Linked DNA regions of Homo sapiens: all the other regions are linked to region 3. A link is a loop called in an ENCODE intact Hi-C map of the cell type or tissue named here. Cell type or tissue: mammary epithelial cell. All regions are shown on one strand.

Evidence for each region. Hi-C counts contacts between places; a loop is a spot of excess contacts. Peaks named below come from ENCODE experiments on the same cell type or tissue, not always from the same donor. Only the 100,000 strongest peaks of a DNase experiment are listed, where the experiment ranks them.
Region 1: a loop joins it to region 3, with 6 times the contacts of the local background. A loop is called at or near these places in 6 of 110 quality-filtered maps.
Region 2: a loop joins it to region 3, with 7 times the contacts of the local background. A loop is called at or near these places in 4 of 110 quality-filtered maps.

What each region holds. Positions count from the first base shown.
Region 1 is chr2:20,538,300-20,546,299 of GRCh38, forward strand. LOC102724948 (a long non-coding RNA gene) reads right to left here and starts at 1,868. Exons shown (of 3, transcript XR_939794.3): 1 at 1,571-1,868; 2 at 872-1,206. RefSeq lists enhancers at 3,450-4,435, 4,436-5,420. In mammary epithelial cell, a CTCF peak has its summit at 3,582; no DNase peak of the experiment used is centred here.
Region 2 is chr2:20,102,659-20,110,658 of GRCh38, forward strand. All of the region lies in intron 2 of LAPTM4A-DT (LAPTM4A divergent transcript), which reads left to right. Among named protein-coding and RNA genes, the nearest start is that of LAPTM4A-DT, 55 kb to the left of the region's middle. RefSeq lists an enhancer at 4,150-4,444. In mammary epithelial cell, CTCF peaks have their summits at 1,059 and 4,277 (motif pointing right); DNase peaks (open chromatin) are centred at 1,073, 6,173 and 7,023; H3K4me3 peaks cover 603 bases.
Region 3 is chr2:20,631,083-20,639,082 of GRCh38, forward strand. HS1BP3 (HCLS1 binding protein 3) reads right to left here. Exons shown (of 7, transcript NM_022460.4): 4 at 7,354-7,570. It overlaps LOC124907740 (a long non-coding RNA gene), which reads right to left and starts at 7,347. Exons shown (of 2, transcript XR_007086243.1): 1 at 5,151-7,347; 2 at 3,634-3,920. RefSeq lists an enhancer at 4,662-4,711. In mammary epithelial cell, a CTCF peak has its summit at 4,916; a DNase peak (open chromatin) is centred at 3,579.

The sequences.
Region 1 (8,000 bases), 93 kb before region 3:
TCACGCTCGTCTCCCACAAGTCTGTTAGGTCCCCTTTCTCTCACTCCCTGGAGCTCAGCTCAAGCCCTGGCACAAGGGAGATCTTGTTAAGGAGTGACGTGTTTGGTGTGTTAGCAGGCATCTATCTGAAAATGCTCTCGACCCTGGGCTCAGCCAAGCCCTGAAGGCAACAAGATACCATCCCTCCTGCCCAAGTGTTTGGCTGAGTCCACGCTTGGCTGAGGACAGAGCCCTGAAATATCTCCCAGGCCCCTCATGGGAGCAGAAGGGAGCCACTGTACCAGCTGGTGGCACCAGCCCATGCACCTGCTCACCCTTGAGCAGGAGCACGTCTTTGACCCCAGGAAGAACAGGAGGCAGGAGAGACTGTCCCCAGGGTGGGAGCTTTCCTGATGGTGGCTGCAGGGACCCCCTGGGCACAGAAGCCAACAGTGATGGTGGCCTGATCAGCTTGTGTTGCTCGGCCTCTGCCCCTGAGCTGGGCCCGCTGGGGGAGTCAGGGGAAATGTGGCAGCTCCCTGTGGGCTGGGGATTAGGGGAAAACAAACAGGTGGAATAACAGACAGCAAGGACCTTTGGTTCTCCCTCCTCCTGGGGCCCCTCCCCTTCCCGGTCATCTGGGTTTCCATTTTCACAAAGGTCTCACCCACAGTTTCTCTGCCCACACCATGAGCCTGGGCACAGGCAGGTCAGTGTCCTGAGATGCACCTTCCCAGCACAAAGGGGTCATGCAGCCCTCACTGGCCACGGAGTTCTGAGGGCAGGCAGAGGTTCTTAGAGTGGACTCCTGTCCCCAGTCACTTACTGGAGAAAAAAAGGTTAAGACAGGGAGGGGAAAAAAACTGTAAACGAGTATTTAGTGAGTACTTACTACATGCGAGGCACAGTGCCAGACACTTCTCACGTGGGTTTCCTTGACTCTCACCGCAAACTGCAAAGTTAGTGTGGTTCTCCCCATTTTGCAGATCAGGAGATTAAGGCTGAGTGTGGCTAAGGCAATGACTGCCTAGATATATCAGAACCAGGGATTAGACTCCTATGTCTGCTGACTCCAGATTTGATCTTCTTTCCTCTGCACTAGGGCAGGAGGGGAGGTGGGGAGCATCTACCTCCCCAGGCCAGGGGCAGTGTCCAGGCTGAGGGACATTCTGTGCTTCCAGGAGCTCCAAGTGACAGGACAGAGGGCACACTTGGTGATGTCATTCTCTGGAAGGGCACAGAATATGTTTGTGAGATCAAAGATCTTACAGATGGAGGGGCAGGGCTGGGTGGAGGAGGAGAAGCCCCGGTGAGTCACGCTGGGAAGACAGCAGCCCTGGGTACTGGCTGAGCCTCCTTGGAGCCCCCCACCCCTTCTCCCACACTCCATCATAAGGTTCCTCACTCATGGCTTTGTCCCTGGAGAAACCACACCCATCCCAGTAGAGGCCTGGATGTGGACTCTCCCCTCTGTCCCTCTCCATACCTGGCACCCTTTAGGGCTTGCCTTGGTCTCCCCACACCTCCACTCCCTTGGAAGACACTCCTGTGGGTGGCTGGGGCTCGCTCCCGCCTCAGGAAACCGCCTCACCGTGAGTCAGCAGCACACCATGGTCTCCAGGGCGGGTCTCCCTGGTGGTCTTCTCATTCTCTGGTCCCCACGGCAGGAGGCATGGGTAAGCTTGGGGCTCAGCACATGACAGAGAGCAGGCTGGGGCCGGGGTTCTTTGAGAATCCTGGGCATAGATGAATGAGCCTCATGTGGGAGGTCCCGGCTGGAGTCCAGGCAGGCCGGGACACTCCGGCTCCTCACTGAGCCCTGGCCTGGGTGCAGACCGTCATGTGCCTGTGGGTACAGCCTCTACGCTGAGCCTCACTTCCCCAGGCCAGAGAAGAGGGTGAGCCCAGAACATTCTGTGACTACAGGCTGTGCCGGCTGTGACCGTGCAAAGCGACCAGTGTGTTTCCAGTCACACACTGAGTAATCTAGAAAGCAGTAGCCACCCCACCAGCTTTCTTCTTAGAAATCTCCCAGCAAGCTGTCGGCTGCCTCTCCCTTAGAAACGGGGCTCTAGCAAGACACGAAGTGTGTCCACTGGAGGCAACCCTGAGGTCCCTGGGCCACGAGCAGTTTGCGGGCGGCCTGAGGAGGCAGGCAGAGCTTCCCCCAGGCTGGAGGGGCCGTCTGCGGGCACTGGGGCTGGCAGGGAGCATTTCAGTGGCCCACAGCCCTCGTCCCTGCCACGGGCTTCTGCTCCTGCCCCAGAGCCCCTTTCTTGAGAAGCACTCCTGTGCCCCGTGCTCTCTTCGTGTTTTACGTAATTTCATCCAGTGTACACCCTGCTGCGGTCTCCCTGCAGGCTAAAGGGATCACTTTGAAGACTCTAACCCTTTATTCCTTGTCTTGGGTGTCGAGGAAGGTGTCAGCCAGACCACAACCGTGCTCGCCTATTCACTCAGCAAGTGCCTGAGGGGAAGGGGGTGTCGCCAGGGAATGAAAGACTCAGCATTGGTGCCCTGGGGAGCTCCAGGGGGCAAAGTCAGGTGTACAAATAACTCCACAGCAACAAGGGTGACAAGGGCCTGGCCAGGATGCAAGCACAGGCATACGTGACAGGGAGGGAGAAGTTTGGCAGGCTTCCTGGAGGAAGGGGCATTTGGCTGACACTCGAAGGACCGACAAGATTGCCACACCTGGCATTTCTGTCTTGAATATTGAAAGAGGAGCAGGCTGAGTCAAGTCCCTGGCAGATGGAGCAGCTGCAGAGGGGGAGCGGGGAGCCCCAGACTGTGTTGAGCAGGACCTGGTTCATTGGGAGATAATGAGGATTGTGGGATATCATGAAACACTGTGTGAAAATGCCTGGCCTGCCGTGGAACCCACAGGCAGTGCTGAAGTAATGCTTACTTAAGCCTGAAACTAGTGATCACCTTGCGGGCAGATGCTGGTAGCCCAACCGCACTGGTCTGAGGGGATGGTGAGACATCAAACACCCGCCGCACAGCATGATCTCTGAAACGCTCTCCTAGGAAGGGATGACCATTGCGCCTCTTCCCCATGGTGACTAGAACTGTTAGTGTCTGTCGGGGGATGCAGCCATTGGCCCAGACCCCAGAGAGCAGCACGTGCAAACCTTCCCGGGTGTGGAAAGGTGGAGGCCATGCCCAGGCTCATGGAGCTCACCAGAGCAGGCTCAACCCTCCTAATCCCCGCTCCAGTCCCCTTCCTGGCAGATTCCTTTCTGTGTCCTGACTGAAGGCAAACTGGAGCCTATATGTACCTCAAGAGGAACAATTCGTGTTCATTCAATGATGTCTGTTTAGACTTTTCTCCTCAGAGCCACTTGTCAATCAGGCCTTCTGCCCCATCCAAAGGGGACACTGAAGAGTCCTAGGGTTCCAGCTCCTATATGTGCAGCATCGAAGGACACAGATGCTCTTCACTGTCCCTGACAACAGAGCCAAAGCTTTTACTTCAACCCACAAGTAGCTTCTGAAGCAGAGGCACAAACAGATGGGTTCTTGCAGTAATTCCTTTCTGATCTCTGCACAGCCGCTAGCCCGGGCAGGCCTTCGTCCTGACAGGCCCAGGTATAGGACTGCCCAGCAGGTGGACAACGAGCTGGGAGTGGTGGGAAGAACTGAGGGAGGGAATTCTGGCAGGATAAAGCCACCTTTCCTCAGGCTGATAGCACACTGAGGCCTGGGGTCTCCACTGCCTGTGGTTAGGGGTTTGGGCACAGTGCAGGGAATTTCACAACAGCCATTTTGTGGGAGCTGATGGGGGGCTGCTGAGAACCTCTACTCCAGCTCCTGGTGTGAGTGAGGAATCTGAGTCCCAGGGAGAGGCCGTGCGTGTGGAGTTCCCCAGGGCGTTAGTGATGGCACTGTCCCTAGGCCATGGCTCCTCCGCACAGCATACATCAAGCTGTCTCTGAATTTGAGGTGGGGGGGATTGAAAGTCGGTGATTTGCAAACACGTATTTATGAGTGCCCTGGTCAGAGCCCGATCACTGAGCCCCTTCTGCGTGGCCAACCCAGCTTTTCTTGTCTCCGAGTTTGCCTGCGAAGCCCACCCACCATGTCTCCAGGCCTCAGTCCCGGTTCTCCTCACCCCTGACTAGGTCTAACACTCGCCACACGTGGGGCATCTCCCCGTGCAGATATGATGCTGGCCCTGGGCACGTGGGCATGAGCCAGACACAGTCCACCCTCAAGGGCTCTGATCTGGTCGGAGGGTCAGGTGGGAGGGTCAGCCTCCCTATGGCATCTGTACCTCTGGGTCTATCAGGGACACGTCAGGGACACAGATGTGTCCAAACCTGGACAGGGGAGGCGGGCAGGGAGGACCCTTCTCTGAGGGTGCCGCTGGTGCCTGCCTCTGACTCCTTGGCCTGTGCTCGTTCTGCAGGAGGCATTCTTCCGTCCACTGGGGCAGGGAGATGGATGGGGGAATTGTTCTTTGACTCAGAGACCACCCAACACTCTGAAGCCAGGTCTACAAAATTACCATCAGCCTTGCTGCAGCCTGCCTCAGGTTGGATGCCCAAGAAGATATAGGGGATCTGGGGGCACAGATGGGAGGTGGAAGTGGAGAGACCACACCCTGCTCCTCGTGGCTCCTGGCCAAGTTGGTGATATGTGACCTCATCTCACAACACTAGAGATGAGGAGATCCCACCCATCCAGGCTATAGGCTGGTGGGAAGTCCACATAGGGAAGATCTTTCAAAAGGAGGAGGAGTTTGGACCCAGGCTTCCCAGACTCTGGGGGCATAGATGAAGCGGGGAAGCTACTGCAGAGGAAGGAAGGCATGGGCAGGTGGGCAGAGGTAGGCTCTCGCTGGGATATATGAGCCAGGAGAATCCCATTGTACTACGCGGCCCGAGCAGCTCCTGGGCTGTCTTGCCACGAAGGCGGCGTCATTACCTCCAATTCACAGATGATGGAAGCAAGCACAGAGAGGATAGATGATCCACCCTGGGGCTCAGAGCCAGCAGCCAGAAGAAATCAGCATCTCAGCCGAGAAAGGAGAGAGCTCCCTGGAGAAGACACTAAAGGCGGCTGCGATGCCCTCTGGGCCTGACTGTGAGAAGCCTCTGAAGTCAGACCAGGGGATTCTCATAGTCGACTGCATACCCCACCCCTCTCCTGTAACTGAAATGGCCAGCTCCTCCAGGGACACTCCCTTTTGCTACTAGATTTGTCTTTGCTTCTGGAGGGACTTGAGGGAGCAGCTGGTACAGGGGCATGAGCACAGCCCTGGGCTTTCACTCTGGGCTCCAGCACTCCTTAGCTGGGTGGTCCTGACAAGATCATTTCAGCTCTCTGATCTTCAGTTTCTTCACTGTAGCAAGATCTAATAATACATTGCAGTTGCTGCAAGGATTAGAGGTACTTACTATATGCAAAGTACTGGACATATGAGCATGCACAGTGGTGAGGAGCTATTAATGTTATGTCAGCTGCTGGCTGCAGCCGCCTCCTCCCCAGCAGTCCTGGCTCCAACCACCCAATCGCCTCTGAGGGGATTGCTCCAAACTTTGCTAACGCTGCAGAATAAAGGCGAATTTCCCAGGGATTTGTGGCAGGCCTCTATGGTCTGGAAGGTGCCCTGGACATAAGGCAATCAAGTGGCTTCCCTGGTCCAGCATCTTACACATTTTACCCAGCCTCCGAAAGAAGCTGGTGGAGACAGCTGGTCCCGCAGCGTTCCCTCTCACAGGAGCTATTAGCTGTGTCATGCACCCATTTGTAATGAAATGGAAGCATTTTGATTTATCGGGGAAGCCGGATTTTCTCCCAAATCCTTGCTGCTTTCATCCTTGGCCATGAAATAGTCCATTCTAATCTCATATGAAGGGGCAACAGTTACAAGGAGCCCATGAAATCTGATCATCGACTGGGCTCCCAGCGGCAGCTTTGATCGCTGGGAGGGAGCAAGTCATCCTCAGCTTGGCGCTAATAGCCCCATGCATTATTGAAGAGCCAGTTTTCAGTGGCAGACACATACAGAGAGACATCCAGAGTGCAAGCTGGAGTGTCAGCTGCTTCCCTCACTCCTCAGTGATGGAGTCTTGTAATCCTGCAGAGCCACCAAAAACAGGCCCCTGACAGGGCTGTCTGTGCAGCTCAACACACCCTCATTGGAGGGCAGCTGACGTGGAACAAGCAAATAAGGTGAAGCCACTGCTTTCCAGTTCCCTCAGTTGGTGTTCCTCTGATCCAAATGTCTGAGGCATGAACGGCTGCCCGGGGAGCATCCTCAAGAAATGCACACTCAGTGACAAGGGTGCATGCGGAGGCCAGAGCTGACTGCAGCCAGGGCTGTGGCCTGATGGTGTTCCCTTAACCTTCTGAGTAGGGCTCTGATACTCAGTCTTTGGGGCCATGAGAGGCAAGGCAAAAAATGGGACTTAGTTATTGCTGAGACTTTGCTGGAAATGGTAAAAGGGGTGGGGAGGCTCACTGTTATCGGGGAACCTGCCCCTGATAGTCACGTAGGTTCTTTTCTATTTTCCCTAAGCATTGGCTGGGTTGAGAAATAAAGGGACAGAGTACAAAAGAGAGAAATTTTAAAGCTGGGTGTCCGGGGGAGACATCACATGTCGGTAGGTTCCGTGATGCCCCCTGAGCCATAAAACCAGCAAGTTTTTATTAGGGATTTTCAAAAGGGGAGGGAGTGTATGAATAGGGTGTGGGTCACAGGGATCACATGCTTCACAAGGTAATAAGATATCACAAGGTAAATGGAGGCAGGGCGAGATCACAGGACCACAGGACCGGGGTAAAATTAAAATTGCTAATGAAGTTTCTGCATGCATTGTCATTGATAACATCTTATCAGGAGACAGGGTTTGAGAGCAACCGGTCTGACCAAAATTTATTAGGCAGGAATTTCCTCATCCTAATAAGCCTGGGAGTGCTATGGGAGACTGGGGCTTATTTCATCCCTAGAGTTTCGACCATAGAAGACAGCCACACCCAAGGGGGCCATTTTAGAGGCCTATCCTCAGGGGCACATTCTCTTTCTCAGGTATGTTCCTTGCTGAGAAAAAGAATTCAGCGATATTTCTCCCATTTGCTTTTGAAAGAAGAGAAATATGGCTCTGTTCTGCCCAGCTCACCGGCGGTCAGAGTTTAAGGTTATCTCCCTTGTTCCCTGAACATTGCTGTTATCCTGTTCTTTTTTCAAGGTGCCCAGATTTCATATTGTTCAAACACACACGCTCTACAATTTGGGCAGTTAACACAATCATCACAGGGTCCTGAGGCGACATACATCCTCCTCAGCTTACGAGATGACAGGATTAAGAGATTAAAGTAAAGACAGCCATAGGAAATCACAAGGGTATTGATTGGGGAAGTGATAAGTGTCCATGAAATCTTCGCAATTTATGTTTAGACATTGCAGTAAAGACAGGCATAAGAAATTATAAAAGTATTAATTTGGGGAACTAATAAATGTCCATGAAATCTTCACAATCCATGTTCTTCTGCCATGGCTTCAGCCAGTCCCTCCGTTCGGGGTCCCTGACTTCCTGCAACACACTGTGCCCATCCTCACTGTTTGAATTGAATAATCTAATCAAACCCTTTTCATTTATCAAAATTGTTATTTGAATGTCTACAGTGTGCTGGGCCCTGAGTGAAGCACTGAAGATACAGCAGTGAACAAGGACAGATGGGATTTTCAGCCTTCAAGATGGCCATGGATGATCCCTTTCTCATTGTATTCATGCACTTATATAGCCCCTTTCCACATCGAATTAGGTTGACCTTTGTAATCAAGAGAACATTCTGGAATGATGAAGTAGTATGCCTGAAGTGAGGTCATTAGAAACATTGTGAGTTCTTGTTTTCTGGGGGAAGCCAGTGGCCATGTTGTGAGGGTACTCAAGCAGCCCTATGGAGAAGCCCATGTGACCATTTTGGAAGTGGATCTTCCAGCCCCAGTCAAGCTTTCAGATGACTTTAGCCCTGGCCAACATCTTGACTGCAACCTCATGAGTGATCCTAAC
Region 2 (8,000 bases), 530 kb before region 3:
AAGAAGGAGAAGGAGAAGGAGAAAGAAGGAGAAGGAGAAGGAGAAGGAGAAGGAGAAGGAGAAGGAGAAGGAGAAGAAGAAGAAGAAGAAGAAGAAGAAGAAGAAGACGACGACAACGGTGGTGAGGGGGATGGTACCAGTCTGAGGTTCGACAGGCAGTTGATGGGCAGATTTTCATACAGAAGTATTTTTTTGGTAAGGCTGTTTTGGCCTTTATGCAAGATTGTGAAGTTGGTGAGTCTTTTGTGATAGTTGTTGTTATAAGGTATTTGTGCATGACAACCCTCCCTTCATGGGCTTCCCTAGCTCTATTTGTCTGAGTTTTTAACATAAGTAACTCCATCCTGATTCTGACAACTTCCACGTTTCCCCCTTTTGATCAAGATCTTTCTCCAAAAGCACTGCTGATCAATATTCCTGTAGTTAGATTTTGATTGTCCCCCAGTGCTGGGACCTGTCCCAGTTTGGCTTGGTCTGGTCCCACCAAGACCAGTTGTGATTAGCAGCTAGGAGTCAGTGTCAAAACCCTTTCAGCCACATTGGAGCAATTAAGTTCTGGAGGGAGTGACCCTCAGGCTAAGTCTACCTAGAATCTATTGTTAATTTCAGTTTTATCTGTTCTGTAGGCATTTGTTATCATCTCAAAGTATAGGCCAGCATTATTTGTTAGGAGTTGTACTTCTGCAAAAATTTAACAAGTAACAAATAAAAATGTAAAAGGAAAATATCAAGTAAAATAATAGTCTCAATTGGTGTAGTAGTTTTGAGTCATGAACTAGACCCAAAGGCAACCAATGAATAAATGAAATGATTATGGGGAATTAGGTGAGACTTGTAACCATGTGGCCTGTTTTTCTTTTAAACTTTGCGTATATGAGTCTCAACTTTTCCAGAGGAATTTATCCAAGTACAGCATGTAGTATTAGCAATAGTACAGACATTTATTTAATCAATAAAGAATATAGAGCAGTTTTATCATCTAGTATCCCATGACTGGGTTGAATTAAAACAGTGAGCAACAGTTGTATTAGGGATGTTGCCAAGGTCACCCACTAGGTGGACTAAAGGATCTCTTAGGTCAGGTTCTGTCAAGTTACAAGCAGAAGCTACTGATTATGAAATTTCAGTTATAGCATGATCCTGCCAAGTGAAAAATAGAGGCATCAAAGGGTAAGCGTCTCATTAGGATATGGAGCCTGGTTCCAACATCTTGGGAAAAGCTGTCTACAGCTGAATGCTGGACCACCCACCTCTCAGTGCAATCGAGCCTTGGGGGCACTGGGTGCCTCTCTCTGGGAAGAGACAGAACCCTTGGGATGAGGGTGTTCCCCAGGACCTAGATGGGGAAGTGCAGTCTGCAGAACCAAAGACATTCAGGATGGAGAGGCCCTCACATCTTGTTGATAGTTTCTGAAACACAGGGGTCTCTATTTTTATTTTTATTTTTTTTGAGATGGAGTCTCCATCTGTCACCCAGGCTGGAGTGCAGTGGCGCAATCTCAGCTCACTGCAAACTCCACCTCCCGGGTTCAAGTGATTCTTTTACCTCACCCTCCCAAGTAGCTGGGATTACAGGGGCGCCACCACACCCAGCTAATTTTCATATTTTTAGTAGACATAGGGTTCTACCATGTTGGCCAGGCTGGTCTTGAACTCCTCATCTCAGGTGATCCGCCCACCTCGGCCTCCCAAAGTGCTGGGATTACAGGCCTGAGCCACTGCACCTGGCCATATTTTGAAAGAGTGAGAATTGCCATTGGCATCCCCATACCTCCACCCCAGTGGCCCCTCTATATCATATTGGGCCCTAAAAGCTGTAAGGAGTCTGTTCTGCCACCTAGCAGGTGTGTGACCTGTGGCTGCACACTTCTGGGCCCTTCTTGCTTCATGTGAACAAAGTGGAGATGCCAGGTATCTACTGAGAGGATGCAATGGAAGTTGAAGGGTGTGTGCAAAGCAATGTTGACACGCAGTTGTCCTGCTCCACTCCTGGGGCCTCTGGACCAAGAGCCAGGATTCCACTGACCTGCCCTTGCCAGAATTCTTATTAGGACCCCAACCTTCCAAGCGCAATGTCTTGCCCCTCTGCCCAGTCCTCAGAGCACTGGGAGCCAGGCATATCGGGGCACGATGGGTATGGACGATATGCTGATTCTCTGAGCTCCAACAAAGTTGGGGGATGCACAAAGAACCTCCTGAAGCTCTTCCAGGGCCCTATGTCCTGGAACATCTATCTCTATGCTCAAAGCACCTTGCTTTGTTGGGGGAGTGGGGCAAGGAATGGATGCCCAGCCATTCCCTGAGCATGCATGCTCCCCGCCACTTGCAAATTTGCAAGGACAAGAACTTCCTTTTGTTGTGATGTGTGTGCATGAGGTTTAACAGGAAGGGAGTGTGTGTTCTCAGTTAACATGGCTTGAAACCAATTTCAAGGTAATTGAGAGGCTTCCCGTTTTCTGTTTACGTTTCACTTTGCTAAGTGCCCATTACAATTTCACTTTGCTAACTGCCAGAGTAAGGGGTCACCTAGAGCCAAAGCCACGGAGAACCTGAGTGTCTGCAGCTCGGCCAGAGTAGCTATCGCTGAACTTAGCCTGGGCGGACTCCAGGGATCCTGGGGGAACTTGGACACCCCCTCCATGACTTGTCTCAGCCCCCGCCCTCACCCTCCACAGCTGAGACTGGTACTGCCCAAGCCTCCTGCCCTCCTCCACTCACATGCCTTCTGCTGTTTGTTTCCTGGTGCTCTTCACCCCACCCATCCCCAAGCCCCAATCCTAGCCCCAGCCGCCTGGAGGGAGGCCCACAGGCTCTCCATCAGCCAGTCCCAAGGGGATCCAGCCATGTTCCATAACCTGCCCACTCCTCATTGCTCTCAGGGGATCCAGGGCTGGCTTTGCCCGGGTCTCCTCATACCTGCTAGCATTTTTTGGAGCCGGAGCATTGCTAAGTATTAGCTGTCCCTCCACCCTTTGTCACTGCAAGCGTCCTCCTTAACTCCTTTCCTAACATGCCCGTAGCTATTGCTCCTTACCATCCACGGCACTCACATATCACACTGGGATAGATTTGGCCAGCCTCTGTTTCTCACCATCCTATTTGTATTCTGTTTCTGGGTATTGCCTTAGCCTCCTCAACCAGACTGAGCTCGTGAAAGGCAGGGCTGTGGCTGAGCCTACCCTAGCAGTCCCCACTGAGTGCATGGCCACACACTGAACACATAGGGGTACTGAGAAAATGCCTGCATGGGTAATCTAAAGACGCTGTGTCAGAAGTTGGGGCGAGGGCATGGATAGAGGATGTGGGACTAAAGAGACAGAGGTGGTGTCCTGGTGTGTCCGGAATTGGTTCCTTCTGGTGGGTCCTTGGTCTCACTGACTTCAAGAATGAAGCTGTGGACCCTCACGGTGAGTGCTACCGTTTACTTAAAGATGATATGGCCCAAATTTGTTCCTTCTGATGGTCAGACGTGTCCACAATTTCTTCCTTCTGGTGGGTTCGTGGTCTCACTGGCTTCAGGAGTGAAGCTACAGACCTTCACAGTGAGTGTTAGAGCTCATAAAGGCAGCAAGGACCCAAAAAGTAAGCAGCAGCAGCAAGAGCTCTCCCAAAGAGCAAAGCACCCACAGCATGGAAAAACACCAACGTAAGTTGCCGCTGCAAGCGCGGGTGGCCTGCTTTTATTCCCTTATCTGGCCCCACCCACATCCTGCTGATTGGACCATTTTACAGAGAGCTGATTGGTCCATTTTGACAGAGTGCTGATTGGTGCGTTTACAAACTTTTAGCTAGACACAGAGTGCTGATTGGTGCGTTTACAATCCTTTAGCTAGACACAAAAATTCTCCAAGTCACCACCTGATTAACTAGACACAGAGCGCTAATTGGTGTGTTTACAAACCTTTAGCTAGACAGAAAAGTTCTCCAAGTCCCCACCTGTCCCAGAAGCCCAGCCGGCTTCATCTCTCACTGGGACTCGCTGCTGGACTTTGCAGCACCAAACCCCGGCACTCCGGCAGCCCACAGGGAGCTAGTCCCAGACAATCGAGGAAAAGAAGGGAAGCGAGAAAGAGAGGGAGACCTGCTATTGTGGCCAACGATCCCGCGAAGAGGCAACGGCGGTCCACGAACGGGATTCAGCCTCCCATCAAGCCCAGCCGGCGCTCACCTGGAACCCGCGCAGGCCCGCAAGCACCGTGTTCAGCCCCGGCTCCCGCCCGCGCCTCTCCCTTCCTCCCGCCCGCGCCTCTCCCTCCACACCTCCCCGCCAGCAGAGGGAGCCGTCTCCGGCCTCGGCCAGCCCCAAAGAGGGGCCCCCACAGCGCAGCGGCGGGCTGAAGGGCTCCTCCAGTGCGGCCAGAGCGGACGCCGAAGCCGAGGAAGCGCCAAGAGTGAGGGCTGCTAGCACGTTGTCACCTCTCACTGGGAAGGACACTGAGTTTGCCCTGAAGTTACTGTTACAATAAACATCAGGAAGGAAGAGAAACAGATCAATGTAAAAATAATGAACTATGGGCCGGGTGCGGTGGCTCACGCTTATAATCCCAGCACTTTGGGAGGCCGAGGCTGGCAGATCACGAAGTCAGGAGATGGAGACCATCCTGGCTAACACAGGGAAACCCCGTCTCTACTAAAAATACAAAAAATTAGCCGAGCATGGTGGTACATGCCTATAGTCCCAGCTACTCCGGAGGCTGAGGCAGGAAAATCGCTTGAACGCAGGAAGCAGAGGTTGCAGTGAGGCCGAGATGGCGCCACCTCACTCCGGCCTGGGAGACAGTGCGAGACTCTGTTTCAAAAAAAAAAAAAAAAAAAAAGAACTAAACAGAGTCCCTAACAGGTCACCATCACCAGCTACAGTGACACATTCCCCGTCTGGAGCGGTTGAAACCCATGGAGCAAACAGGGTCCTGAGCAGCCAAGACGGATGTCACAAGCTCCATGCATGAAAGCTTATGCTCTTTACCCTGAGCTGAACCCCTCCGTTCTCTGTACTCAGGAATCCCTGTTTTTATGAACATTTCTAACAAATGCAGGCATCCGGTTTGTAAATACACAAAAAAGATTAGAAGCAACAAATCAGTCTCATTAAACTGCTTTAGGCCAACATTCTGACAGTGCTGAGAGGTGACAGGTGATAGTCTTAGTGAGGGATGAGACTGTTCATCTTTCGAGGGGTAGCCTGAGGCCTCCAGAAGCCCAGCAGCCTGGGGTCATCCAGTGCAGGGCAGAGTCAAACCCAACAAGGCAGTGTCCTCTAAGCCCCTCCTCATTCTGTAGCTCAGTGTGGGAATGGATGTTCACAGTGATTAACGCTGCACAGTGATTAACGCTGAATCATGAAGAAAAGCTAAGTGATGTTCAAGACTCTCTGTTTAAGAAGATAAGGGCCAGATGCAGTGCCTCATGCCTAAAATCCCAGCACTTTAGGAGGCTGAGGCAGGGGATTGCTTGAGCCCAGGGCGTTTGAGACTAGCCTGGGCAACATAGCAACATCCGGTCTCTCAAAAACATTAGCCAGGTGTAGTGGCACATGCCTGTAGTCCCAGCTATTTGGGAGTCTGAGGCAGGAGGATCTCTTGAGCCTGGGAGGTCAAGGCTGCAGTGAGCGGTGATTGTGCCACTGCACTCCAGCTTGGGCGACAGAGCAAAACCTCATCAAAAAAAAAAAAAGAAGAAGAAGAAAAAGAAGAGGGCCGGGTGCGGTGGCTCATGCCTGTAATCCTAGCACTTTGGGAGGCTGAGGTGGGCTCATCACGAGGTCAGGAGATGGAGACCATCCTGGCTAACAGGGTGAAACCCCATCTCTACTAAAAATACAAAAAAAAAAAAAAAAAATTAGCCAGGCATGGCGGCGTGCGCCTGTAGTCCCAGCTACTTGGGAGGCTGAGGCAGGAGAATGACATGAACCCGGGAGGTGGAGGTTGCAGTGAGCCGAGATCGCGCCACAGCACTCCAGCCTGGGCAACAGAGCGAGACTCCATCTCAAAAAAAAAAAAAGAAGAAGAAGAAGAAGAAGATAAGGAAGTGTCTTATTCATTTTAAGTAAATTTTCCTCCAAAACTTATTGGTAGCTTCCATTTCTGGCTTTTCAGGCACTTTGTTTACATGCTCTCATCTGGGAGGTTGCACAAGTTATTGCCATTTCAGAGATGAGGGCAGGTGACTCAGCAAGGGTCCCATGGCTAGTGAGTAAAAGGGCAGGTCTCAGTATCAAGAGTTCTGCAACCAGCTCCACTTCCCCTCGCTGCCTCTGTCCAAGTAACTCAGGCCTCTGAATGCTCCAGGTGCATGCTACTGTCCTGATGTTACAAAATGTCCCCTTCCTCAGATGTCTCCTTTTCTCTGGTCTGTAACCACCATAGCAGCCTGGGGCTGCTGGGTGTGACTTTCATCCCTACTGTATCTCTCCCATTAGCACACATCAGCGCTAGGGATCTTACTTACCACTGATAGCACTTTGGTTTGAGCACCAGATTGCTCCAGATCGCTTCTTCAGGAAGAGATGGCCGAGCGTTACTCCATCACACCCAGAACCCAGAGTTAAACATTTACCAAGATGCAGTATGTCACAGTGGGCTCTAGGATCAAACTTCCTGGGTTCAAATTCCAGCTCTGCTACTTACTGTATAGCCTTGGGAAGGTCACTTAACCTGTCTGTGCCTTGATTTCCCCATCTATAAAATGCATGTAGTAGTAATATCTAATTCACAAGGTTGTCATAACCATCCAAAAAAGTTAACATGTGCAAAGTGCTTAAAACAGTGCCTGGCACTTAGTAGACATTTGACAAATATAAGTTATTATTGCTAATACAAAGCAGTTTATATGTATCATCTTCATAAGCTCATAAGCTGTATCAAATCCCCTCCCTTTTTTTTTTAAGAATAATACTGTTTGTAAAAAATCTCTAATTATCATAGCATCCTAGAAGATCAGTGTGAGTTTTCCCATTTTGTAGCTGAGACTCCTGAAGCACAGAGAAGCAAAGTGACTCATCTCAGGAAAGAGTGCCAGAAACTGGCAGAATCAGGAATGGTACCTGGGTCTACCTGGTGTTTGAGTCATAAGCTTTCCATAATAATTTGCATCATAACTGCCTTTCTTAGTAAAAATGTTAAAGAGATTAACTTCCTTAAGAAAGTGAGTAGGAGAGTGTTCTGACAGCTTCTGACAACTGGAAGTCCCACTTTTTTTTTTTTTTTTTTTTTGAGACAGAGTCTCACTTTGTCACCCAGGCTGGAGTGCAGTGGCGCAATCTCGGCTCACTGCAAGCTCTGCCTCCTGGGTTCAAGCGATTCTCCTGCCTCCGCCTCCAGAGTAGCTGGGACTACAGATGTAAGCCACCATGCCCAGCTAATTTTTGTATTTTTGGTAGAGACGGGTTTTCACCATATTGGTCAGGCTGGTTCAGGAGTGACCATATTGGTCACTCCTGACCTTGTGATCCGCCCGCCTCGGCCTCCCAAAGTGCTAGGATTACAGGCATGAGCCACTGCGCCCGGCCTGGAAGTCCCACTTTCAAATCTCACTTTGAGAGATTGAATCACTTGATAGTCGGAAGTTTCAGAACCTGAGAAGGCAAGTTCGGAAGGAAGGATTGGACTTCCATTTTTCAATAAGAGATGCCTGAGAGGCAAGGGCTGTCCATTATCACTGTTCATGGGTATTCTGGTGATCTATTGCTATGTAACCAATCACCCCAAATCACAGTGGCTTAAAACAACTATAATCATTTTATTACCTCTCACAGCTCTGGGGGCTGGCAGGCCTCAGCTGAGTGCTTCTCACGCAGGGTCTTTCATGAAGTTGCAGTCTGGGGTTGGAGGCATATGGACAGTCTCCTCATTCACATGTCTGGTGGCTGGTGCTGATTCCCCTAATGGGGAATCATCAGCCAGAACAGCTGCCCGTGGCCTCTCTGTGTGGCTTGGGCTTCCTCACAGCATGGTGGCTGGATTCCAAGAGCAAGGGATACAAGATCACTGGGTAGAAGTGCA
Region 3 (8,000 bases):
CGCAAGCTGCCAAGTGGGTCCTGGATGCAAGTCAGCGCAGGGCCGTGGCAGAGGTCTGGGGTCCTGGGAGCTGCCTGGTGATGTCTAGGCTCACTTATGCTTTCTACTCAGCAGACTTCACTCTGGGCCTTAAAAAGCAAATGGGGCCAGGCCAGGCACAGTGGCTCATGCCTGTAATCCCAGCACTTTGGGAAGCCGAGGCAGGAGGATCACTTGAGTCCAGGAGTTCAAGACCACCCTGGGCAACATAGTGAAACCTCATCTCTACAAAAAGTAGACAAAAGTAGCCAGGCATGGTAGTGCATGCCTGTAGTTCCAGCTATTTGAGAGGCTGAGGTGGGAGGATCAGTTAAGTCTGGGAGGTTGAAGCTGTAGTTAGCTGAGATCACACACCACTATACTCCAGCCTAGGTAAAAGAGTAAGAACCTGTCTCAAAAAAAAAAAAAAAAAAAAAAAAAAAAAAAAAAAAAGGGGCCAGCCAGGGAGGTCACCATGAACGTTTATCATTTGCTATGGTCCCCAGAGTCACATTCCAAGGACCTGTTTCTCAACAGCCAGAGCCCACTCTCCTGGCCACTGAGCCCTATCTTGAGGGGCCAGGACTCAGTGACAATCCCACCTGAGCTTGTGGGTGATGCCATTTTTCCTTCTCCACAATGGGGCCAGAGACTGCCCCTCACCCATCCTGGCTCCTGCACCACCAGGGAACCACGTGGGTCCCAGCTGCAGGTCTCTGCAGCCTACATTCTACAGCAAGCGCCCAGTACCCCCAAGAGCCTGAATACACAAAGGGACAATGGCCAGGCCACATGTAAAGGTGGAACTCTGACCCACAGTCTGCAGTAACCTGCCCAGGAAGCCAGACCACAGCCTCTGCAGCAGTCAGCCCCAAATGGCCAAGATTTGATCAATAACTGCCAGCTTTCCTAAATTTTTCCCCATTTCCAGTTTAGTAGGACCATCCAGAGAAAGCCAAACATGCCCCACTTCCTGCTCACAGAGGACAAAGGATGCCCCACTTCTCATTGGCTGCTTCTGGATTCCCCATGCCAATAACCTCCAATCAGCGTGTATCTGAGCCTTCCCTTTCATCTGCTTCAAAGTGTCCCACTCCCCTGCCTCTCTTTGCATCTTTGCCAAATGCAGGTGATGGTGGCCGACACCTCCCTGGTCGCAGTAAGCTCTGAGTAAACAACCATTGCTGGTTCTCACATGGGCGCTCCTATGCCCCTGATCCACTCCAAATGGTGACACGACCAGCAGACAGCTAGCTGTCCTTGCAGTGGGGAATGCCCATCACCCATGTCATCAAAAACCGAGAGTGAACAGGTGAGGGCTGAGAAGTCAGTCCCCTGGCACAAGTGTTGGACATGGCCTGGGGAAAAAGGGAAAAGTCCTGGGCCAGCAGTCAGGAGACCCCCAGCTCTTGCTCTCATGCCCTCCTGTGTGATCCTGGGAAGGTTCCTCAGTCGTAACAACAGAGCCTGGATCTGATCTGCAGTCCTCAGAGCGTAAAGGCTCTGTCATCCTAAGAGTGTTGTTACTTGCCAGAACTTGCCACAACGGGTCCTGGGGGAGCCTGAGGCGGGAAAATGGCAAGTGTGACCTCCCAGATTTCTATCTCTCAAGGAACCAAGCAACCACTGAATCCCACTAAGGATTCAGGTAAGCAGGCTCCTTCCTCCAGGGCCAGGGGCTGCCCCACCTCCAGAATCGCCTGCTCTAGGAAGCTGTAACAGGTGACAGGTGTACCGGCGCTCCTGGAGGGAGGTAAAGTCATAGTGTGCACATCACAGTGACTGATATTTGCATAACAACTATAGGAAGTGGAAAAGCTGCCTTTTATATTCATATTTCAACTGTTGGTTAAATACACAAAGACCTCTTTAGAGCAAAGTGAATCTGAAATAGTGATAACATTTTACAAAGGAACTTTCCTGTAGTGCTCCATCTCATTTTATCCTTTCAGCCACTGGGCCTCTACTTTACCCCTACTCTACAAAGAAAGAAACAGGCTTGGAGAAGTACAGCAACGCACTCAGCGTCCGCCAGCTGAGTGGCAGAAAGGGGATTTGAACCTGGGACTGCCCATCTTTAACCCTGCTCTGGGGGTAGCCACACATCCTGGGGGTTTCCAGCTGCCCCACTCACTGTCAAACCATACTCTAAGGGGCCCTCGCCTTCTGCAAAGCTGCCCAGGGCTACCCCAGGAAGTGGGGCTGAGGCTGGAGGGACAAAGATCCAGTCCTCACTTGTCCCAACCAGGGGAAATCCTACTTCAGCCTGTTTTATGTACTGGGATTCTGGATGATATTTCTCTTGAGCCAAAGGTTTTGCTACTGAATTTAAAAAGCAGAAACCACTGGTACATCTGTTGTTCCTAACAGCCCATTCATTCAGGCAGGACTTTGTGCAGTAATCTGTTTTTTTGTTTGTTTGGTTTCTGTTTTGTTTTGTTTTTGAGATAGAGTCTCAGTTGCCCAGGCTGGAGTGCAGTGGCACAATCTCAGCTCACTGCAACCTCCGCCTCCCAGGTTCAAGCGATTCTCCTGCCTCAGCCTCCTGAGTAGCTGGGATTACAGGCGTGCCCCATCATACCCAGCTAATTTTTGTATTTTTAGTAGAGACAGGGTTTCACCATGTTGACCAGGCTGGTCTTGAACTCCTGATCTCAAGTAACCTGCCCACCTCAGCTGCCCAGAGTGCTGGGATTACAGGCGTGAGCTGCTGCGTCCGGCCACGGCAGTAATCTGGATGGGGAAATGCAGTTGGCATGCACACTGTGCTGCTGTGATCACTGTGACAGCCTGGGTGGAGTGCCGCCTGCGTGACGCTGCAGGGCAGCTGTGGCACCTGCCTCCTCCTTTCCTTATGGCTTTGGGTCCCCAGCCAGGCCAGGGCTAAGTGCTGCACAGGTGCAGGGTGAGGTCGGGCCCAGCCATCCTGGCTCGTGGCCCCCACATGAACCCCAGGATGGCACAGCAGAGAACTCGTCCAGCAGGTGGGTCAGCAGACGAGGGAAAGCCCAGCCCGAGCAGGAGTTGCTGGGGAGCAGACAGTACCGGAAGTGCCTTCTGGACACGCCCTGTCCTCAGCCCCCTGTGGGCGGCAGACTGTGGTGACGGCTGACCTGCCACTCTCCACACCTGTTTCCTTTCTGGCATTTCCAACACTTTAACAGAATTTGGTTTCTGGGAATTCTCAAACAGGAGCTTGCGGAAGAACCAACTCAAGAGCTTGTTAAAACACAGATTCTGGGGGCCCTACCCAGATCTGAGGGGGGCCTGGAATCTCTATCTCTGCCAAGCTTTCAGTGGCCCAGAATCCCTAGGTGGTCTCTGTTGCACTGGTGGCATCAGGGGAGCCCTGGGTGCCCAGGCTCAGGCTGGAATGAACAAAGAGGTGCCAGGCCCATGCGCAGTGGTCGGGATATTTAGCAAGAGGCACCCTCGGGGAAGCAGCTCCAGGGCACCTCAGGAGGTGGGACTGAGGCCCTGCTGTCCCCACAGAGCTCCCCTCCACGGCTCACCTTAAGGGACTGTCTTGCTGCTAAATCTTGGGTTAGCAAATCTGGGAGCACCTGGCAATGTGCCAGGAGCATTCAAAACCACAGAATCATTCCAGAGAAGTGATTTCATCCAAATATAGAGTAAGATATTATTTTTATACTAAAATACATGTGGTTGTTTTATGAAAGATGAAGCAAAATCCATATTAAAAAACAACCATAAAACGTGGCATTCCAGAGAAACATCCAGCTTCACCACGGAGGCCACAGCACGGGGACCCGGGTGTGGGCTCCCCCTTCCAGGGAGTCTGGGAAGACCAGCTTTGCAGGCAGGTGCATTTGTTCATACAGGAGCCAGCCTGTCCCAAGGACGCTGTGAGTCCTCAGGGACCCAGGGCCTGGAGGGGGTCCCTGTGTGCAAAAGAAGAGGTGGGAGGAGTGGGCCCTGAGGGCGGGGGTGGGCAGGGCTTAGAAAAGCAGAGGGGCCTCCCAACAGAGGGGCTTCAGCCCTTAGAGAACCTTTTACTGGAATGGTACCCCAAAGCCCCCAGAAGCAGCTTCAGGGACCTTGCTCTGGGGCACGTATATAGGGGAAGGCTCCATAGAATAAAAGCTTTGTATATGTAGAAGTTCCTCAGGTTATTGCCTGTAATAGCAAAAACCTACAGAAAACCCCGCCACGCCCACAAGCAAGGGCCTGGTAATGCCACTTACAGCCCATCGAGCTGAGAAACCAGCAGAGGAAGGAGGGAGAGTGCAGCTATTGATCTGGAAGGACCTAGAACATGTAAGCTGGAAAAAAGCAAATTCCAGAACGGCACACAAGACAATCTCATTTTGGCAGTAAGATGTGAATATTCAAAGGTGCATTCAGAAATTCACAGGGAAAGGACTTTTATCTGTGTTTGCAATTTTTCTATACTAATTGTGTGTTATTTGAGTCACAATGAAAAAGGTTTCCCGCAGAGGATTTCCAGCATAAGGCAGAACTATTAGGGTAGAATGTCAATTTTCTCAGCACCGTGACATTCTAAAATAGAAACTTAAATACAAAACAGGGGCGACATGGAGCAGCAATCGGGACAGACCATAGGGTGGAAAAGCAGAGTACGAAAAGGCACGTGCATTGTGCCTGCGGTTGCATGGATGCTGCTGGGACGGGGTCAGAAGAGAGCCCCAGCAGATGGAGAGAGCGGTGGTGTTGGGATGGGCCGAGGTGAGGGCTTTTTCTATCTTTAATTGCTCTCTAATGGTGTAATAACGCTCTCTTGTCCCTAATCAAAACCAGGTTTAAAAGACAAAGAAAAGCCAGGCCGGCCTGGGCTCCGGCTTTGTGCTGGCGACTCCCACCCTCCCAGCAGCCCTGCCGTGGAGCAGCCCTTCAGCAGAGCAGCAGCGCCTCGCCGCGGCCACGGCGGGGAAGGACCGAGGCTGGTTGCATGGAAATGGTGGCCGCTCCAGGAGAGCCCAGAGCTAAGCCCAGACATGGGGCAGGGCAAGCTGGGAAACGGGTGCCGCTGCATCTGCACAGGAACCAAGCGCACGGGAGGGAGAGGGGTGCACAAACAGCCTCCCGAGAAGAACAGAAAGTCCCCCACCAAAGGGCAGGTGGGTGGCACCAAGAGAGATCAACAAGCCCACCTGGGTGTCTGTGAAAGGCCGAGGTGGAAACCCAACTTCAAGGTACGGCTCTGCCACACACACAGCTCTGGAACACACACGGCTCTGGCCAAGATCCTGCTCAACTCCTTCCTCGATTTTACCATCTGTGAAAGGGGGATAATCCTGGGGCCCTGCCCACCTCCCAGGCTGATAAAGACTGGACTGGAGATGGCGTGGGGTCCTGGCTCTGCCATCTGCAGGCTGCAGGAACGTGGACGAACCACCTGACCCTGAACTTGAGTTTCCCACCACACAGAAGAGGCTGATGCCAGTGCAGGCCTCCAGGGCTCCGTTTCTTGACCTGTGCCCACAGTGGATCCTGAAAGCAGTTTGGCGAGTCATGACCTTTCCAAACGTTGAAATAGAATAGAAAATATCCCAGTACAATACACTTAGTAAGGTTTTGTATGAGTTCTGGGAACTTTTGCTTCAGTTTTATGGGATGTTTATACATGTGTGTCCTGGGTCATGGCGTACCATATAGTTTTTACTATGGGTTGTAGCAAGTAGTTTCAGAAATGCTGTCTTACAGATATAATGAGATCATGCAAGCAAATGCTAACTTAGTTCCCAGCATTTCATAAACTCTCAAAAAATTTACTTATTATTCCTGACAGAGGTGATAACGTTGATTCATCAGCACCTTGTCACACGGGTCCTTAAAAAGAAACCCCAGCAGGGGAGGGTCTTAAGCCGGCAGGATTACTCTTAGGTGCTAAGCTTTCCCAGGATTCAGGGGTGAGGGCCCCAGAGTACAGAGCTGGGGAGGGGGCTGCCCCCGCCCCCCCCGCCCCGCCAAGGGGTCCCAGGATAGCTGACACATCTCCCCTGACAATCTGCTAATGAAGTAAGTAGGAAGTTCAAGGCAGCACTTGCCAGCCACAAAGAACATTTTCCTACCCAAAAAAGGAGCCGCTCGGCTAAGTGTGTTCTTCAGCCAAAGGTTGGCACAGACCACCAAAGTCCATCTCGGTTTGGCACTACGTGTGGTTACTCAGAACAACAGAGAATGTGAGTTCAAACAAAGCCTCACCCTTACCAAAATAAAGCCCAAGAAAGGCCTGCCGCGTTGGGCCAGGCTGATAAGGAGTGACTATTACAGGCTTGTCCCCATATCACCCACTACTCTGGCTGCCTCTCCCTCAGGGCCGCTGACCCCACTCAGGGACAAGGCCAGCCACGGAGGGCCAGGAGGAGCGACTGCAGGGCACTTGCTGTGCCCAGGTGCCGCAGGACCCCAGATCTCAGGCCTGTTTCTGCTGCAGCTCCCTGAGCGCCGCGTACCCTTTCCCAGTGCAAATCCTCACCCCTGGACGCTGGTCTCATGGCCACCCTGCAGCCCACCCTCCCATAACCCTCCCCACGAAGAAGGCCTTTCCAGAGTGGGCTGTGATTTTAGGAGAGAATTCTACATGCTGATGAAGTTGAACTTGCTTCTGCCTAATTTCTACTGGGCTCTAATTCCTTTCTGCGGCAGGACCTACACTCATCTGGCGCCCGAGGGCTTTGGTAAACGGCTAAGAGACATTCGTTGTGGTAGAGAGCGGGGAGGACAGCACCCCTGGCCTGGTCTGATTCCACTGAAAGATGGGGCCATGATGGTAGCTGATTGCTAAATTTACATAACTCAGTTCATCGTCACAGGAGCCCTAAGAGGTTGATACGACCATGAGTCCATTTTCACTGAGGAAAACCGAAGAAAAGAGATTGTAAATGGCCAGAGATGTATGGCTGGTGAATGGCCCTGTGTGGAGGCAGGGCCAAGGTGAATGCTCCTGCTATGCAGATGATGCAGCCCAGAGAGCCGCAGCCACCTCTGCGAGTCCCACAGCTGGAAGGAGCACCCAGTCCTCCCACACTAGCCGGACAGGCCCGCAGCCTGCACTACTGAGCTGTCACGGAGGACTCTACCAAGCCCCAGTGCGGAGCCACAAGTGGAGGACATCCTGTGACCCGAGAAGGGAGGCGACACCTAAGCCCAGTCCCAGAGACATGCACACCACCAAGGGCACGCAGAGAGCTACTTCCCCCAACACACCAGGCCAAGGCCTCGTGGCCCAGATCCCTGCGAGGGGGCGACCTGGGATGCTCAGGGCTTTTCTCAGATTCCAGGGAAGGGGGACGTCATCTCCAGAAAGCCTGGAATACACCAAAGGGGCCCTCTCAACAACAGGAGACCAACCGCATAATGCCCAGAGGGTCCAGCGCCTCCTCCTCCTCCAAGGATTCCTCAGCATCCTCGCCCTTCAGGCTCTGGACGGGCGGACCCTCTTCTGCCACTTGGTCTTGCTCCTCAAAAAAGTCGAAAGCCTCTTCATCATTCCCTGTCTGACTGTCTGTGCCATCCAGGACAGAGGAATCTCTGCTGGTGAGCCCTGCAGCCCCTGGGGATCTGGTACCTGTGGAGGAAGACAGAAAAGAATGGACTTGGTAACCACCCCAGAGCCAGGGGAGGCATCTTGCCACACTGCACCCTCCCATGCCAGGATCTGAGGCCGAGGGCTTCCTGCAGCCTCCTGGGACCAAACTCGTCCCTCCTGGGACCTAAGCAGGATGGCGAGTCTGGGTGGATGGAAGGTGACCTCCGTTTCGGGGGCAGCCAAGTGCCTGCTGCAGCCCCCCAAGGGCTGACGGGCACCAAGGAAGCCTGGAGTGGAGTGGTCACAAGTGGGAGCTTCAGAGCAAGACAGGGGCAGCGGTTCCTGAACCCAAGGCCCAGAGCCTGTGTGCGCCGCAGGGATGGCTGCACCCTCCTCCCGGGTGAGCGGTGGGATACAACAGCCAGGGCACAGGGTGATTCAAAAAGAACCAGTACAGCCAGAACCATTT